2 separate regions of the Homo sapiens genome follow, and region 1 is linked to region 2. The links are chromatin loops, found by intact Hi-C in ENCODE. Cell type or tissue: heart left ventricle. All regions are shown on one strand. Links, peaks and the distances in the headings refer to the core of each region. The heading gives the core; the rest is flanking DNA.

Region 1 (8,329 bases), core at 262-8,261, 78 kb after region 2:
CAAATCAAATGAAAAAGAACGAAGGTAGAGGTTGGAATATTTATTTGGTTTCAGCTGACTGAACCCTTTCTAGTACACGATACAACCTAAGTGACCTATTTATAAATGAGACAGAAATTAACTTTTTTTTTTTTTTTTTGAAACAGGATCTTGCTCTGTCACACAGGCTGAATGAAGTACAGTGGCGCAATCTTGGCTCACTACAACCTCCACCTCCTGGGTTCAAGCGATTTTCATGCCTTAGCTTCTCAAGTAGCTGGGACTACAGGCGGGTGCCCCCAGGCCTGGCTAATTTTTATATTTTTAGTAGAGATGGCGTTTGGCCATGTTGGCCAGGCTGGTCTTGAACTCCTGGCTGAAGTGATCTGCCTGCCTCAGCCTCCCAAAGTGCTGGGATTACAGACGTGAGCCACCACGCCCAGCCAGAAATTAACTTCCAATGCATGAATAATAAAGGGGTGAGGGTTGGGCCCAAAAAATGATCCTAGTGCAGGGGCTGGCAAACTAGAACCTGACGGCCAAAACCAGCCCACTGCTTGTTTCTACAAATGAATTTTATTGGAACATAGCCAGACTCATTCATTTACACGTTATTTATGGCTGCTTTTGTGCTAATGACTTGATTGGCATAAAATTATTTAATTACTCATAACTACTAAAAGCCTAAAATATTTACAATCTGGCCCTTTATAAAAACCACTTACCTACTCTCATTCTAGAGAATAAGAATGATAAACAATTTCCCATACACACAAATGGGGCATGGACTTAGCAAACAATAAGTTAATTCAGTGACTGGATAACTGTGCATACCTTTTCCACTTTAAAGAATAATTCCCATTTTCGGTAACAGCTGCTAACCACTGTTACACACGCCTGCTCAGGGGCAGATGAGCAATCTTTTGGCAGAGGGTGGGAAAGCTCCAGCATGTCCGTGTTATCTAACTTACCTTATCTTCCAAAGCAGCCATTCTCTCTTTAAGATGAAGTTGAAGCCTCTCATTAGATTCTGAAAGCAGCTTGTCAACAGTGTCTGATAAACGTTTATTATGTTCTTCGTTCATTTTTTCTCTTTGCCTTGCCTAAAGCAGGAGAAACAAAGTCTTATAAACCTCACGTAAATCCTCGATCATTATTTTAAAAGCACAAGGACCAACAGGGTGAGCCCCATGTGTGCCCTCCCCTCCCCCAGTTGCTCCCCACACTGCCATCTTGAGTGGACTTTTGCATGGTGACCAGAACCAACTCATGGACACAGGGAGCACGGGACAAGTCTTGGAAAGGTCATTAACTAGAAGGTCCCACTGCTCCTGCCACAGGACTCCTCAGGAATGTCACTAGTTGTTAACTGTCAGAGGGACTTAAGGAGCAGATTTATAGCAGATATTTAGAGGATGAGCCTGTCTCCACGCTGGTAGAGGAATTTCCCCTTGTGTAACTAAAAGCTTGGGTCTGGATTTGGGGAGGAAGGGTGAACTTAATTTACAAAGCAAAAAAGTTAAAAAGTTTGTTTTGGAAAAAAAAATTGTGCTAGAGAGACCTTCATATTTTTTCTTTATATCTTTATGTTGCTTAAATTTCTCGTAATGGAAATTTACATTCAAAAATTATAAATAATTACCTTAAGTAATTTTAATATGTAGTAACAAAACTGACATGTCTATTATTTTATAAAACCATAATCAAATTCATGGTTTAAAACCTTTGTTTCTCAAATGACAGGCAGAAAGGGACAGGAAGTGTCAGTAGGTGGCACCTGTCCAGGTGGCACCTCCATGCCCTCATCGCCCAAGTGCCCTTGCAGTGCTCAGGGGGCTCCTCCCAGGCAGGAGGCAATGGCACGGGGTTACGACGTGCACCCGAGTCATGCTGCCCAGGCAGGAGGAGACAGCCATGAGACCGCGCCATCAGCAGTGCATTCGAACCCCGTGCGCCCAATTTCTGCACTGGGAAAACATGGGTAGTGACCTCTCCTTTTCTCATAAGGTCTAACATGTAGCAACTATCATTACCTGAAAGGGTCCAGCACATCATGTGCCATACGGAGTATCGCATACTTCCTCTTGGGAAAGAAACAATATCCTTCTTTGTGCTTATTTTCCGTCAGCATTTAAATAATTTTTAAAGAACACAGCTTAAAGTTCACTGTTGTGTCTGTGAGCATGAGTGTGCATTTTGGAAGGGGAGGTGGGGACTGCCTAAAATGCACCCTCTCACTGGGAGTCGGAATCGTCGTTTCCCAGAAGCTCCTTTGATTCTCTGCAGGGCATGGCCAAGAATACAGATTTCTGGTGAAAACAAAATCTAGTAGCCTTAAATTAATGTTATAAAGTGGGCTGATGTGACGGTGCAAGAGTTCTAAAATTAGACGCTGCATGCTTCCTTTCTCCACCTACTTGTTAAAGAGAAATCTACCCCAAACCCCAGGCCTGGTACCAGCTGGCCCTGGGACTGCTCTTGCTATATCTTTTTCCTGGATGTTCCATATTGACATCCACCCAACTCTTTCAGGAAAACAATCTTAGGATTCAATGGACAGAAGTCTCCACTGCCACACTCCTTCCTAGTGCTTTTTATTGTAGCTCAATTACGGTGTTGCTCTTGCTTAGAAACATTCATTCCAACACGCCATTATGTTTGGAGTATTTTAACCTGGGACAGAGGTCAGGCCTCTGACCTGCATGTGGGAATTCAGTGCCATATCCTAGAAAAGTGGACTAGTCATTCAGGACAATGGACCTGCCTCTACATTTGCAGGGGGTAGGGGGGCCACGCCGGTACCACAGCTACCTAGAACAGTTCCCCTGATAGGCCGCTAGACAAGCAAGAAGCATTTTTGGACACCTGAAGTACTGCCTAGGATCTCAAATTTCTTCCGCAGCTCCCAATACTGACTGAAAACAACTACTGTGTGGGATGTACGCATTAGCAGGCGACTCACAGATGAGGGTGCAAAACAAATGCACGCGACCAGAACTGAGCTGGAGGACCAACATCTCAGTCAGGGGTGGGAGGCCCTGAGCTCCCCACAGCCGAGCAATGACCTTGCAGCACCCACTCAGCGCCCCCACCCTCAGGGCTGCATGCTCACCCGCTGCAGTTCTTGATTCTTCTCCTCCAACTGTGCTTCCATCTGTCGTAACCTTTCTTCAATGTTGCCGTGTCTCTCTTCAGCCTGTCAGCAGAAACAGCGTACGCTGACGTCATCCTTACACTTCATTAACGACATGCTGCATACCACTGCAGTGGCAACAGGCACAACATGCTCTGCGTGGGCTGCTCCGCCATACTAAATGGAAAGCATGTACTCATCCATCAACACAGCCTACGGGGCTTCACGTGCTGGGCCATGAGGTGGCTAGCCCTCTTGTGTTGGTGATTCTGAAGCATGGCTGCTGCTGGCGACTGACTGGGTGTTTTCCCCCCAACCCCTATGCCCAATCTCAATGGAGTCGTGATTCTCCCATCCTTGGACTGCTTCTGGTTAGTAAGCATGGAAAGCAGAAAGCAGCGGCAAGCACAAGCAAGGAGCAGTGCACCCATTCTACCTTCCTAAGCTTGGAAGTAAGTTCCAACAGTTTAGCTTCCTTAGCAGCAGAGCTCCCAGAAGACAAAAGGTCAGACTACAAAGCCGACAAGGGACAGGAAAGATAACAGGGGAGAAAAGAAATCGAGACTTTAAAAGCAGATCATGGAGTGGGAGGATAGGTTCTTACAGCTGTTAGCAACAAACTTGCTAGAAGGAACAGGTGTGTGAGCCCTAAAACCATCTGAATGGTCCAGAAGGATGCCCTCCCCAGCAGCTTGAAAAGCTTGAGCAAGAAGACTCAGGACGACAGACAGGGGCCTCAGCTCCTGCTGCTCGCCTGCCTGGCACTGCAGTGCTGGGCTCCCCACGCCCCAGAGGCTGGGTTTGTGCCCGGTGATGCGCTCCCTGGGTACTCGCCGATCCCAGGACCTATGACAGCATTTGCCTCTTTAGCTGCTTCCCTCATGAATGGGGAGAACTTGGAGGGACTGTGTCTTGCACATGCCTAGTCAACAGTTGTTGGACAAATGAATAAATATTACTTAAAAACACATTTTTAAGTAATTTCAAAATAATAAATATTACTTAAAAATACATTTTTAAGTAATTTCAAAATAATAAAATTACTTAAAAATGTGTTTATGAAGAATTTATCTTGATGGTGTTTTTAAAAGAACGGCATCTTCCTATTTCTGAGAAAAACTACCCTTCTTTTACAGAGACTTCTATCCTATGCTTAAGCTGGTGACCAAAACAATTCTAAGAAGCAGTAACTCTCAGATCACACATGCCGTGGACAAATAGTATACAGCTCACAAAACCAAGGTAGACTTCGGGATAAAAGGATCATGTCTGGCATTTACAAAGTGTTCCAATCTCAGATGAAAGAGCACTCAAACCAAATCCGTGCTCTTCCACGGATTTAGGTGCTGATGTAATAAGAACAGTGACAAACAAGGTACACAGGCAAGGCACAGTCACAGGCCTGGCAGCCGAACCAGAATGAAGCTCATGGCACTACCTTGGAAAGCGCTGCCACCCTCTGGGCCAGCTCCGCCTCCACCTCCGGGAGCGTCTCTGCCTTCCTCAGTGTCTGTTGCAGCTTTTGCTCTGCCAATTCCAAGCGCTCCTGTAACTGGCGGTTTTTATCTTCAGTCTATAAAATGAGAGCAAAGCATCAAAATGCAACAAATCTTCTAGCTGATCAGTTTTTAACAGATTGAAACAAACTGAAATGCAGATACAGACTAAGAGAGTCATGATGGAAGAGCTACAGTGATGGGAGTTGCTTCTGGGTCAGGTTTTTGTTTTTGTTTTTGTTTTTGTTTTTGTTTTTGAGACATAGTCTCGCTTTGTCACCCAGGCTGGAGTGCAGTGGCACAATCTTGGCTCACTGCAACCTCCACCTCCTGAGTTCAAGCAATTCTCCTGCCTCAGCCTCCTGAGTAGCTGCAATTACAGGCATGTGCCACCAGGTCTGGCTAATTTTTGTATTTTTAGTAGAGACAGGACTTCGGCATGTTGGCCAGGCTGGTCTTGAACTCCTAACCTCAAGTGATCCACCCGCCTCAGCCTCCCAAAGTGGTGGGATTACAGGTGTGCGCCACTGTGCCCGGCCTGGGTAAGGTTTTCTTGCTGCCAGGAGTACATGCCCACTTTCCTGGTCTTGGTTTCAATGTGCAAAACACCTCTTGTCAAAGTGTTTGCTTTTCCTAAATAACTTTTAAGAAGCTTTTTTTTTGTTTGTTTAAAGACAGAGTCTTGCTCTGTCACCCAGGCTGGAATACAGTGATACTCGTAATTACAAGAATAAGTATGGTTTACGAAACCACAGGAGACCCAATTTCTTACTACAGACTTCACTGCCTTTTTTTTTTTTTTGAGACGGAGTCTAGCTGTGTCACCCAGGCTGGAGTGCAGTGGCACAATCTCGGCTCACTGCAACCTCCGCCTCTTGGGTTCAAGCGATTCTCCTGCCTCAGCCTCCTGAGTAGCAGCTGGGATTACAGATGCGCGCCACCAAGCCCAGCTAATTTTTGTATTTTTAGTAGAGACGCAGTTTCACCATGTTGGTCAGGCTGGTCTCAAATGCCTGACCTCATGATCCACCTGCCTCGGCCTCCCAAAGTGCTGGGATTACAGGTGTGAGCCACCGCGCCTGGCCGCATTTTTTATTTTAGAGACGGGGTCTCGTTCTGTGGCCCAGGCTGGAGTCCAGTGGCACAATCATAGCACAATGAAGCCTTGAACTCCAGGGCTCAAGTCATCCTCCCTCCTTAGCCTCCTGAGTAGCTAGGGCTAAAGGCACATGCCACCATGCCCGGCTAATTTATTAATTTTCTGTAGAGACAGGCTGTTCTCACATTCCTGGGCTCAAGCGATCTTCCCACCTCAGCCTCCCGAAGTGTTAGAATGACAGGCATGAGCCACCGCATCCGACCAAGACTTCATTTGTCATACTATTCATGTATCATAGTGCTCCCACTTAGTTACAAATAGCCAATTGCCTTGAAGTTCTTTGCCACTCTCTGCTCCTTTGGTAAAAATGCTAACAAGCAATAGATTAACTTTCAATTACAACAAAAGAAAAAACTGAGGACAAAATTGGTTAAATCAAATCCTACGTAATCAAAACCTCTAAACTGAAGGAACTCCCACATGTCTTGAACATAATATTCTAAGGTCATAAAAACTTGATATTTGGACTTGATTTCCAACATGAAAGTGAGAGAAAAAGGGTCTTTAACTTCATTAATAATTAACTAAAGCCAGACAAAGGTCGATAAAATCCATTACCTGTCGATGCATAGAATCTTTATTTGCAATTTCATTTTCAAGTTTATCATTGAGGTCATGCACAGATGTGGCTTCACGCTGTGCAGCGAGGTAGCGTTTTTCAAGAGTAGTGATTCTCTCTTCCATATCTTCCTTTTGGGCCATGGCCTAAATTAGGTATTTCAGAGGGGACAAAAAAGTAGGTAATTAACGATTACACATTAAGATACTTAAGAGAGAAAAAAACTGAAGTAAATCCCAAATTTCCAATCAAATTAAAAATTAGCATCCTCAGGCCAGATACAGCAGCTCACTCCTATAATCACAGCACTTTGGGAGGCTAAGGCGGGAGGATGGCTTCAGGCAAGGAGTTCAAGACCTTGTCTCTACAAAAATATTTTATTTTGTTTTTTGAGTCAGAGTCTCCCTCTATCACCTAGGATGGAATGCTGTGGTGCAATCAAGGCTCACCACAGCCTTGACTTCCCAGGCTCAAGGGATCCTTCCACCTCAATCTTCCCAGTAGCTGGGACTACAAGCGCACACTCCTATATCCAACTAATTTTTAATTTTTTGTAGAAATAGAGGTCTTACTATATCGCCCAGGCTGGTCTTGAGTTTCCTGGGCTCAAGAGATCCTCCTTGGCCTTCCTTTGGCCTCCCAAAGTGTTAGGATTACAGGCGTGAGCCAGTGTCCCTGGCCAAAAACATTTTAAAGAAACAAAAATTAGCCACGCATGGTGGCACGCCCCTGTAGTCCCAGGTACTTGGGAGTCTGAGACAGGAGGATTGCTCGAGTCCAGCAGTTCAAGGCTGCAGTGAGCTATGATGGCGCCACTGCACTCCAGCCTGGGTAACAGAGAGAGATCCTGTCTCAAAAATAAATAAATAAATAATAATGTCCTCAAAATTAAATTGATGAAGATGTCAATTTTCTCAAATGTGAATGAAAATGTAACTACCTCAAATACCATAAATATTCACCTATACGATTAACAAAGACTTGTCTCTCTTAATACTATGTCTGGCCACTCAGTTGACCAAGCTTTCCTGTTTCTACATAATATTATAAAAATATATACACTCAAATATCTAAATATTTTTCAAGGAGGTGAAAGTGTCCTCAAAGAAGACGCAGTCTACGTCTGCCTCACGCTACAAATGGTCTCACACAGGACAGGGTGCGGCCTCTCTCAGTGGACACAGTAGTGAGATACAAGTCTCACTTTCTAGGATAAGGGTTGGATGAACTCTCATACAATTACAAGACTCAAGCATATTGACAAATGGAAACAGAAGTACCAGTTTAATTTAATTGGATGCAACTACCTGAAGTCTACAAGATGATTACTATACAGTTTCAAACACTTAAGGCTAGGACCAGAACTTTTTGCTTGAGAAATACCTGTCCTCCACCCCCAGAATTCACTATTTTCAAGTTGTTCCCTATTTATAAAATGACTAAAGTTAGCAAAGTCTAAATATTACAAGTGATAGGGGAAAAAAGCTCAACATCACCGATTAGACAAATGCCAATCAAAACCACAATGAGACAGCATCTCACACCAGTCAGAATGGCTATTGTGGAAAAGTCAATCAGTAACAGATGCTGGTGAGGTTGTGGAGAAAAAGGAATGTTTTCCTGCTCTTGGTGGGAGGGTAAATTAGTTCAACCATCGTGGAAGACAGTGTGGAGATTCCTCAAAGACCTAAAGATGGAAATACCAACCCAGAAATCCCATTACGGGGTATATACCCAAAGGAATATAAATCGTTGTATTATAAAGACACACGCACACGTATGTTCACTGCAGCACTATTCACAACAGCAAAGACAAGGAATCAACCTAAATGCCCATCAATGATAGACTCCATAAAGAAAATGTGGTACGTATACACCATGGAATACTATGCAGCCATAAAACAGAATGAGATCATGTCCTTTGCAGAGACATGGATGGAGCTGGCGGCCATTATCTTTAGCAAACACAGAAACAGAAAAACAAAATACCTCATGTTCTCACT
Region 2 (8,329 bases), core at 132-8,131:
GGAAGGCGACACGACTCCTGGGAGGCCCGGGTCCTTGGTGCAGGCTTTTTTTTTTTTGAGACAGAGTCTTGCTCTGTTGCCCAGGCTGGAGTGCAGTGGCGGGGTCTCGGCTCACTGCAAGCTCCGCCTCCCAGGTTCACGCCATTCTCCTGCCTCAGCCTCCCGAGTAGCTGGGACTATAGGCACCCGCCACCATGCCTGGCTAATTTTTTGTATTTTTAGTAGAGACGGGGTTTCACCGTGTTAGCCAGGATGGTCTCCATCTCCTGACCTTGTGATCCACCCGCCTCGGCCTCCCAAAGTGCTGGGATTACAGGCGTGAGACACCGCGCCCAGCCCTTGGTGCAGGCTTTCACGGCCCACCCCAGCCCTTGGGCTCCTGGAAGCTGCACACGAACCCTGGACACAGGTCGGGGCCACCAGTGGGGATTTCTGACACGACCGGGCATGAAGAAGGTACACAGAGCTGGCAGCCTGTGGCAGGATCCGTGAGACCCGCTGGTGTGGAGACTGCTGGCATCTACTGAAGTGGGACCTCTGTGAATCACATGACCAAAGAATCGGCACAAAAAATAGTCTGCCAGCAAACTATTTTGTTCTAATAGACTATAAACAAAAATAGTCTGCAAGACACAGGCTCACACTGGATTTCCGCTGAGCAGCACCCTGTTCAGGCAGGAGCCAGCTGCCGGCTCCCATGCCAGCTCATTTCAGCATCATTAATGTCGTCAGCCCCCATCAGCGCACACAGGTTTGGGGACCTTCTGTTCGCCAAAGCCAGCAGGTAAAGCCCAAGGTTCCCCTGGGCTTTCCAGACCCGGCACCCAGCTCTTCTGTAAATAACGCCTCTGGGACACAGCCACAGCCATTCACAGGTGTGCTGTCCACAGCTGCTTGTGTGATTCAGCAACTCCGTTCGGCAGTTCTATTGAGAGACCCTCTGGTCCACAAAGTGGAAAAGATCTCCTACCTCAAAGCACTGGCCCTGCTCCAGTCCTGACACCGAGGCCCCAGGGTTCTGAGGCTCCCTCCTCACAGCAGAGCCGGGTCAAGGACTCCTTCACAGACAGTGCGGGCACATGGCCCAGCAGAGGGCGTGGAGAAAGTCCACGGCACATCGGGACCCCTCTTCTCACTCCCTCTAGCATGTGGAGCCACTCATGCTAACCTGCTAACCCAAGCAGCATCCCACACCGGTGCTGACGCAGCAGGCAACTCAGAGAGTGTCCACTATTTCCCCTATTGAAAAAGCAGGTCTTGCCCTAAGCCTTGGGCCTGTGCTGCGCCCTCTTCTTCCCACGTTTGTTTTGAGGTTGGCAGCTGACTCTCTTTCCACATGAGCCATCACCTCCAAACCCTCTGTGGCAGAGACTGCCCATCCGTGTCCTCCGGGGTCTCACCCAGAAAACAGAGATGAAGGAGTGGCAGAGGCAGACGTGCCAAAGGGATTCCCCAGCATGAGTTTTCATCAGAAGGAAGTTACAGGAAAACTGATCTAAAGACATGCCCAGAATGACAACTAGGCAAAGTTTCCAGCTTTTTGATTGAAAGGGATTCATCTCCAAAATTGCCTTCGATTTCACATTGACAAAATCTGTTATTAAACAATCACGCTGGGGAGATTGTATCTTGAAGCCTGAATATGTAGACTCAGGGCTACGGGATGCAAGGAGACAAGGGATCAAGAAGGAAGCCTGCCCCGCGTGATGGATGCAGCCACCGCTGGCCGCAAGGGAAAGGTGCAGTGTGCTCAGGCCCCAGCATAAACAGAATCCTGACAGCCCGTCCAGGCTCCTCTCGCGTGTGCTTGTCCTCAATGTCTTCTTTTGTTCTGGAAGTCTCTAGCACATATTCCTCAAGTCTTAACGCAGAGATTTCAATTTTTTATTTTTTTTTTAGTTTCTGGAGTGGGCAAGTTACAAATAACTTAAGCCGTTTCCCCTTCGGTTTGGAATCTGAGTTTAATCTATTTATTTCCTGAGACAGCGTCTCTCTCTGTCGCCCAGGCTGGACTGTAATGGTGCGATCACAGGACACTGCAGTCTCCACCTCCCAGGTTCAGGTGATCCTCCCAGCTTAGCCTCCCAAGCAGCTGGGACTACAGGTGTGCACCACCATGCCCAGTTAATTATGTTTTTGTAGAGATAGGGTCTTGCTATGTTGCCCAGGCTGGTCTCAAACTCCTGGGCTGATAAGATCATCCTGCCTCGGCCTTCCAAAATGCTGGGATTACAGGTGCCAGTCCCGTACCTGGCCCTGAGTTATTTTTGACAACGTATCTGTCCCATGGTGCTGACCTGAGCTGAGCGCTAACCTGGCCCCGATGCCAGCTGGGACTGAGCAGCAGCAGCATCCCTTGCTGGACTCGCCCTGCTAGGACAGCTCTCCAACTTGCCGGCTGAGAGGTGAGAGCAAGGCTCCATAAGCCTCCTTGGTTCCATGAGAGCACTGGCCTAAGGGGGGGGCACGTGGCACTGAGCCAGGCACAAGGTGAGGATGACAAGTCCCGACCCTTGAAAAGCCCAGCCCGGAGGGGAGTCTCCCTGGGAAGGACAGCAGGATGAGGCAAGGACAGCTCATGAGGGAAGCAGAGGCTGCTGTGGAGACCGCACAGGAGAGAGGGAAGTGAGGGCTCTTCCAGGGAGCTCCTGGCACTCGGGAAGGCCTGAGCTGCAGGTTCTAGGGTGAGCGAGATTCGCGCTGAAAAAAGGTGCAGGCCGAGCAGCAGCAGAGAAGCCACAGCAGCTTCCCTACCAGGCTCTCCTGACACGTTGCCTTTCTTTTCCCCAATATGTAATTTTCCCAACCCACAGCAGGGAGCCCCATTTTTAGAATAAATGTCTCTCTGCGCTAACTCCCCACAAGCCCCCTAAGCACAGGGCTCGCCTCAGTCTGCAGTGGGAAAGGCTCCTATCTACTTGCTTCGTTCACTGCACTGAACACATGGATTCCGTCTGTCCGTGTGCACACGCTTCGCTCGCTGCACTGAACACGGATTCCGTCTGTCCGTGTGCACACGCTTCGCTCGCTGCACTGAACACATGGATTCCGTCTGTCCGTGTGCACACGCTTCGCTCGCTGCACTGAACACATGGATTCCGTCTGTCCGTGTGCACACGCTTCGCTCGCTGCACTGAACACATGGATTCCGTCTGTCCGTGTGCACACGCTTCGCTCGCTGCACTGAACACATGGATTCCGTCTGTCCGTGTGCACTTGCTTCGCTCGCTGCACTGAACTCAGGGGTCCGTCTGCCTGTTTACACTCCTAAAAGCTACCAGACTTTTTTTAGACTCCAAAGATGATGATTCTGCACACATTGCTCTTCTCGGTGTCAGGGCATCTCTGTGGTAGTGACGCAGCAACATCCATGTCTCTTTCCTGCAGAAGGTCCCTCACCCCACTCCTCCCCCAGGCTATTTATGGTCGTGGTTTGGGGTGCCCTGCCGGCCCACCACATCATCTACTCTGCGGGGGACAGAGCAAGGTGCAGCTCACTGTGACACGGCAACATCATCCCGTGCCCAGCTCAAATGTTCATCTGGCTGGTGCATGAGGTGGGAGAGGGGTATGGAATTACCGGCTGGAATCCGACACTGGCTAACACACTTCTTTCCACAGAGTAAAGGCAAGCATCTGTCAGGTCAGAACAAGCTTATGTTGCTCAGACTCAAAAGTTCACCTCCAGGATGTCTGTTTTACTGAAGAAACATGCAAACACACTGCGATCTCTTCCATCTTCTCTCCAGGAAGGAAAAGGTAGCCCTCCTGAGCTAACGTGGCTCCCTTTCTTAAGGTAGAGAGGACCTAAAGCACGGGTGCAGCCGGATGCATTTGGCCAACGTCCTCAATCAACGTCTGCGTGGCAGTCTGCATCCCATCAATGACAGCTGCTGGGAGGCTTGCCCAGACCTCTCGAATAGAGTGAGCACTGTCCCCAGCCTGGTACGCGCCGAATTTACACGAGGGAGACTGCTCTGATGGTCACTGAACGCATGAAGGATGTTAGCCAGGCCTTTGGCTGGATTCCGTGTGTGCTGTGAACCATGGGGACCTACAGATTTGACTTTGGTCTTCGGACTGGCATGACTTAGGCTACAGACTGGAACCACAGGCATTGACAGTGATGACACCTAGAGCCAGGATGCTTCTGGACTTCTGTCCTATCACAAGGCTGCCTCTGAGGGCCAATCTCCCTCTCTGGGCCTCCCCACTAACACCCGTGCTCCAGCACCTCTGAGGATTCCTAAAGAGCTTTGAAGAAAGCTAGAGTACTTCATGAGTAAGTCCAATCAACAGGGGTCTACTCCGGGCAAATCGCAACCTCAGCAGATGGACTCAAAACTGCTGATCTAAGGAAAGACTGAGGGACGACTCTGCCACCCAGTCTAGTGGTCCAAGCACACCAGGAGCCTGGCATAGGCAGCCGCGGGCCACTTACCTTATCCATTCGGTCTTGTTCCACACCAAATTTCCCTCCATAGCCATGGGAAGCTTTTGGTCCTGTTTCAAGTTCCTTCTCCTTAAGGGTCTGATGCTCTTGAAAGACATTCTCCCTCAGCTTGTGTATGCTTGATGGAAGAGATGAAAATAGGAACAGATCAATAAAACAGACGTGCAGCTTTGCCTCCTGGTATGATAAATAAGAACAGGTGACATTATCTTTGTAAATTTGTAAATCTGCTTATCTGATGTTCACCGATTCTCTCCCTGCACTGTGCCTTCCTGACTATTCTGCCGGCTGGTACACCCACTTCGGCAGTCTGCAGTATCAGACGCATGCTCTGTGGGAGACAGAACACGAATCTGAAGGCAGACACTGGGATCATCCCAAATCCCCGCTAAAGATGGCTCTACTGAAGCCTGACCTTTATTTCACACGCAGAAAATAGGAAAGCTAGTCTGTAATCATCCAGAGGTAGAGGGGGAAACACGAGGCTATGGTCCCTTCCTCGGCCACTGGCAGAAGTCCAGTGGTGCTGAACATTCAGATGATTCGTCTGTACTTGAAGTACTCCAGCTTTTTTATACATTCAAAGATGAGAGGAAAGCGTTTCAGAATTTAACATCTAAATGCCATTAAAAAATTTTAATACAGCAGATAATGAAACAGATGACAAGGTTTGCTCAAATCTGGTAGGCCAGACACAGCTGTCATTGAGAGACCCCAGAGTGATAAGAAGGCCACTTTGGCATTCGGACTTTCTGCCCAGGAGACACCAGGACGCCACCTTTGACATCTGGACGACAATCCTAGAATTGAAGATGAAATACAAACCAGGCTTGGAAACCGCCCAATACCCTTATGAGCAGGAGAAAGAAAGACACCACTCCTAAAACCTGGGAAGGCCCCAGAGCATGAAGAATGGGCTTATTCCCCATGTGTTCCTCTCTGAATCCTAACCAGCCCAAGGGTTTTGTACTGGAGAGTTGTTTTTTCTCCAAGCCACCCTCCGAGACATGTTTTGAAGCCACAGGGAACAGAAGAGATGAGAAGAGGTATGATGACTCAACGAATTCAGGAGTCTGCTTAACGCCATAGCAAATACCCAAGGCTACAGTGGACTCCCAAGTCAGCCCCATTCCAGTCTCTTGTCCTGGGCAGCCGCACGGCCACCGGAGTTCCGAAGCTGCTTCTGTGGAAGGGAGTGTGCTGAGCAAGCCAGAGAGGGACTAAAACTTGTGTATAAAAAGCCACTGGGGGCCAGGTGCGGCGGCACACACCTGTGATCCCAGCACTTTGGGAGGCTGAGGCAGGAGAATCACCTGAGCCCAGGAGTTCAAGACCAGCCTGAGCAACAAAAGCAAGACCTCATCTTTACAAGAAATAAAAGCACTTAGCTAGCCATTGTGGTGTGCGCCCATGGTTCCAGCTACTCAGGAAGCTGAGGTGAGAGGATCGCTTGAACCCAGGAAGTCAAAGCTGCAGTGAGCTATGATTGCACCACTGCACTCCAGCCTGGGTGACAGAGTGAGACCCTGTCTCAAAATAAATAAATAAATAAATAAATAAATCTTTAACAACAAAATAAAAAGCCATTGTGCAGGCTGTGCCTTCTTTTCTGGAGGAAGGACTAAATCTTTCTCAGCTGAAGGGACCGTGGTCAAGCGGGACAGTCTTCCCGGGATACTGAGGCGGTCACCGGGTCAGTGGTGCTGCCTTCACAGCCAGGGAAAGGAGGATCCACTCTGAACCCAGCGTGGCCTAAAATAAAAGTCTGAGCATATTTTAAAAGTTCCTTTTATCTACACTTTCTGACGAAAAAAAAAACTGCCCCAAGAGCTGGCATTTTAGATAGTGCCAAGTGAGAAACAATGACAGGGTTCACTCAGTGCCCAACTCTGGGCTTTCGATAAGAACACAAAGCTCACAGTACCTCACTATTAACACATAATCATTTCCAGATAATAAAAAAAGGGACAGGGCATTTAAGGTCTCAGTTATTCAGACATCTCATACTTTAGAAACCTCTCGCTTGTAAGGTAGAGCTTAGGGACAAATGTTCCCTGATAAAAGCCACAATACTGAGAAGCGGACACTCTAAAATTATAAATACGGAAATTGTTTGCAATGGGAATTTAAAAATTACTGAGCACAGAAGTATCTAAATATACACATATAAACACACACATTACACAAATACACATATATGTGTGTGTCTTATATTCATTTACTGCATGGGTATCAGGTCAAGAAGATAAATGCAGTTTCCACACGGGCTGTCCCTCCACAGATGACCATGGGCCCTGTTGCACCTGGGGCTCCATCCGCAGAGGGGCCCTCGGGAGGGTGGTGGCGACGCCTCTTACTTGATATGCTCCTGGTGCCCGGAGCCCTGCACCGTCTTGGCACCCCATCTTTGCTCCTTCTCACTCACATCATTCTGAAAAGAAAAGCGACCAGTAAATCTCACAGCCTGGATTGTGACACAGACAAACCACCACCCCATCAAAGAAAAACCCAGGAGAGCCACTTCCACTTCATGAAAGAGGAAAGCAAAGGCTGGCGGCTCCTACCACAAAATCAGGGTCGGTCTCCCAGTCATCGGCCCCCGCGTCATCCTGGGCGATGGACACAGCGTGGCCTGCTGAAGCTTTCCACATCTGAAAGAGCAGCCGGGGAGGGTTACGGAGGCCTCAGGGCGCCATCCACAGAGGCCAGCAGATGAGCCCTTTGGCCAAAACTACCGAGATTCTAGGCAACCCAGGAGGACGAGGCTGCAGGACCAGCCAATCCTTCATGATCCATAAGCCTGACTGACAACCACAGGAGTAAAAGAAATTTCACCTCGGGGTTCTAACACTGCCGTCACCTGACGTCAGAAATATACTGGAAATACTATTTGGCTTCACCTTGAGTGAGAAAATTTTCTGGAAAATAAAAAAGTCGTGTGTGCACTTATTTATTCATTAAGAACATATTCCTGTTCTGTTCAATCATATGATGATAGTTTCCAACCAAAAATAAAAGCACCATTTTGGATTATGTATTATAAATATACTAAATGTTACTAATGGTAAATCTCATGGTATGTGTATTTTATCACACATTTTTAAAAAGTGCACCCATTTTGATTTCAAGTGCTTACTGAAACCATAACAATAATTTTCCTAATTCAGACTTACAATTTAATAAATGTTTCAAGTAGTTTATTGGAGAATTGCTTTACTCTCTACTTGGAAGAAAACAGGAATATAAAATGCCACCTTTTCCTCTATCAGGCAGCTCTGCAAGTGGGCAGCCACCTTCTCCCTCAGCCCTTGAAGACTGGAAGGTTTTCTCTGTTATACAGAACAATGGCACATCTGTAAACCCTAACAAGACAATTCTTGTAACTGCAGTGGTAAAATATAAAATTTTAAGGTTTTTTTTTTTTTTTCAAACTATGTATAAAAAGAAGTGATTCCTTTTCCACAGAAATAGTAATACAATTACACATAGGCCACAGAGCAACTGAGAGATTATTTTAAATCAAACAACCATAAGCTGTGCCCAGGGGTCTGAACTGAGGACACCCAATTCACTTTTTCTCAGGTGCCATGTTGGGACTCTAGCGCCCTGAATCAGGACTGGACAAAACCCCTTCGCAGCTTGAGAATGTCCCATCTGGCTCCTCTCCCTCCAGCCTGGCTGGGTCTCAAGTCCAAATCCAATGTGACAGTGAGGGACCAATCAGGGCAGCGTGCTCTCAAATTTCTAGGTGCGACTTTGTCTCTTGGGGAAGAACCGTCTGCCAAGGGGTGTAGCAGGACTAACAGTGCCCCTGGAACCTTCTGTCAATGCCCAAAGCATGGCAAGAATTTCCAGAGTGATCTGCTTTTGCCAGGA

What was found. Peaks named below come from ENCODE experiments on the same cell type or tissue, not always from the same donor. Only the 100,000 strongest peaks of a DNase experiment are listed, where the experiment ranks them.
Region 1: it touches region 2 in a loop (11-fold over the local background); 2 of 110 quality-filtered maps call a loop at or near these places.

The regions. Positions count from the first base shown.
Region 1 is chr11:70,328,316-70,336,644 of GRCh38, reverse strand. PPFIA1 (PPFI scaffold protein A1) reads right to left here. Exons shown (of 28, transcript NM_003626.5): 8 at 6,326-6,472; 9 at 4,551-4,685; 10 at 3,092-3,175; 11 at 951-1,082. Among named protein-coding and RNA genes, the nearest start is that of MIR548K, 49 kb to the right of the region's middle. RefSeq lists a silencer at 7,137-7,273. In heart left ventricle, for the core only: no CTCF peak of the experiment used is centred there; no DNase peak of the experiment used is centred there.
Region 2 is chr11:70,406,073-70,414,401 of GRCh38, reverse strand. CTTN (cortactin) reads right to left here. Exons shown (of 18, transcript NM_005231.4): 3 at 7,018-7,104; 4 at 6,811-6,884; 5 at 4,442-4,571. The coding sequence starts at 7,104. Among named protein-coding and RNA genes, the nearest start is that of CTTN, 12 kb to the right of the region's middle. In heart left ventricle, for the core only: no CTCF peak of the experiment used is centred there; a DNase peak (open chromatin) is centred at 3,911; H3K27ac peaks cover 3,202 bases.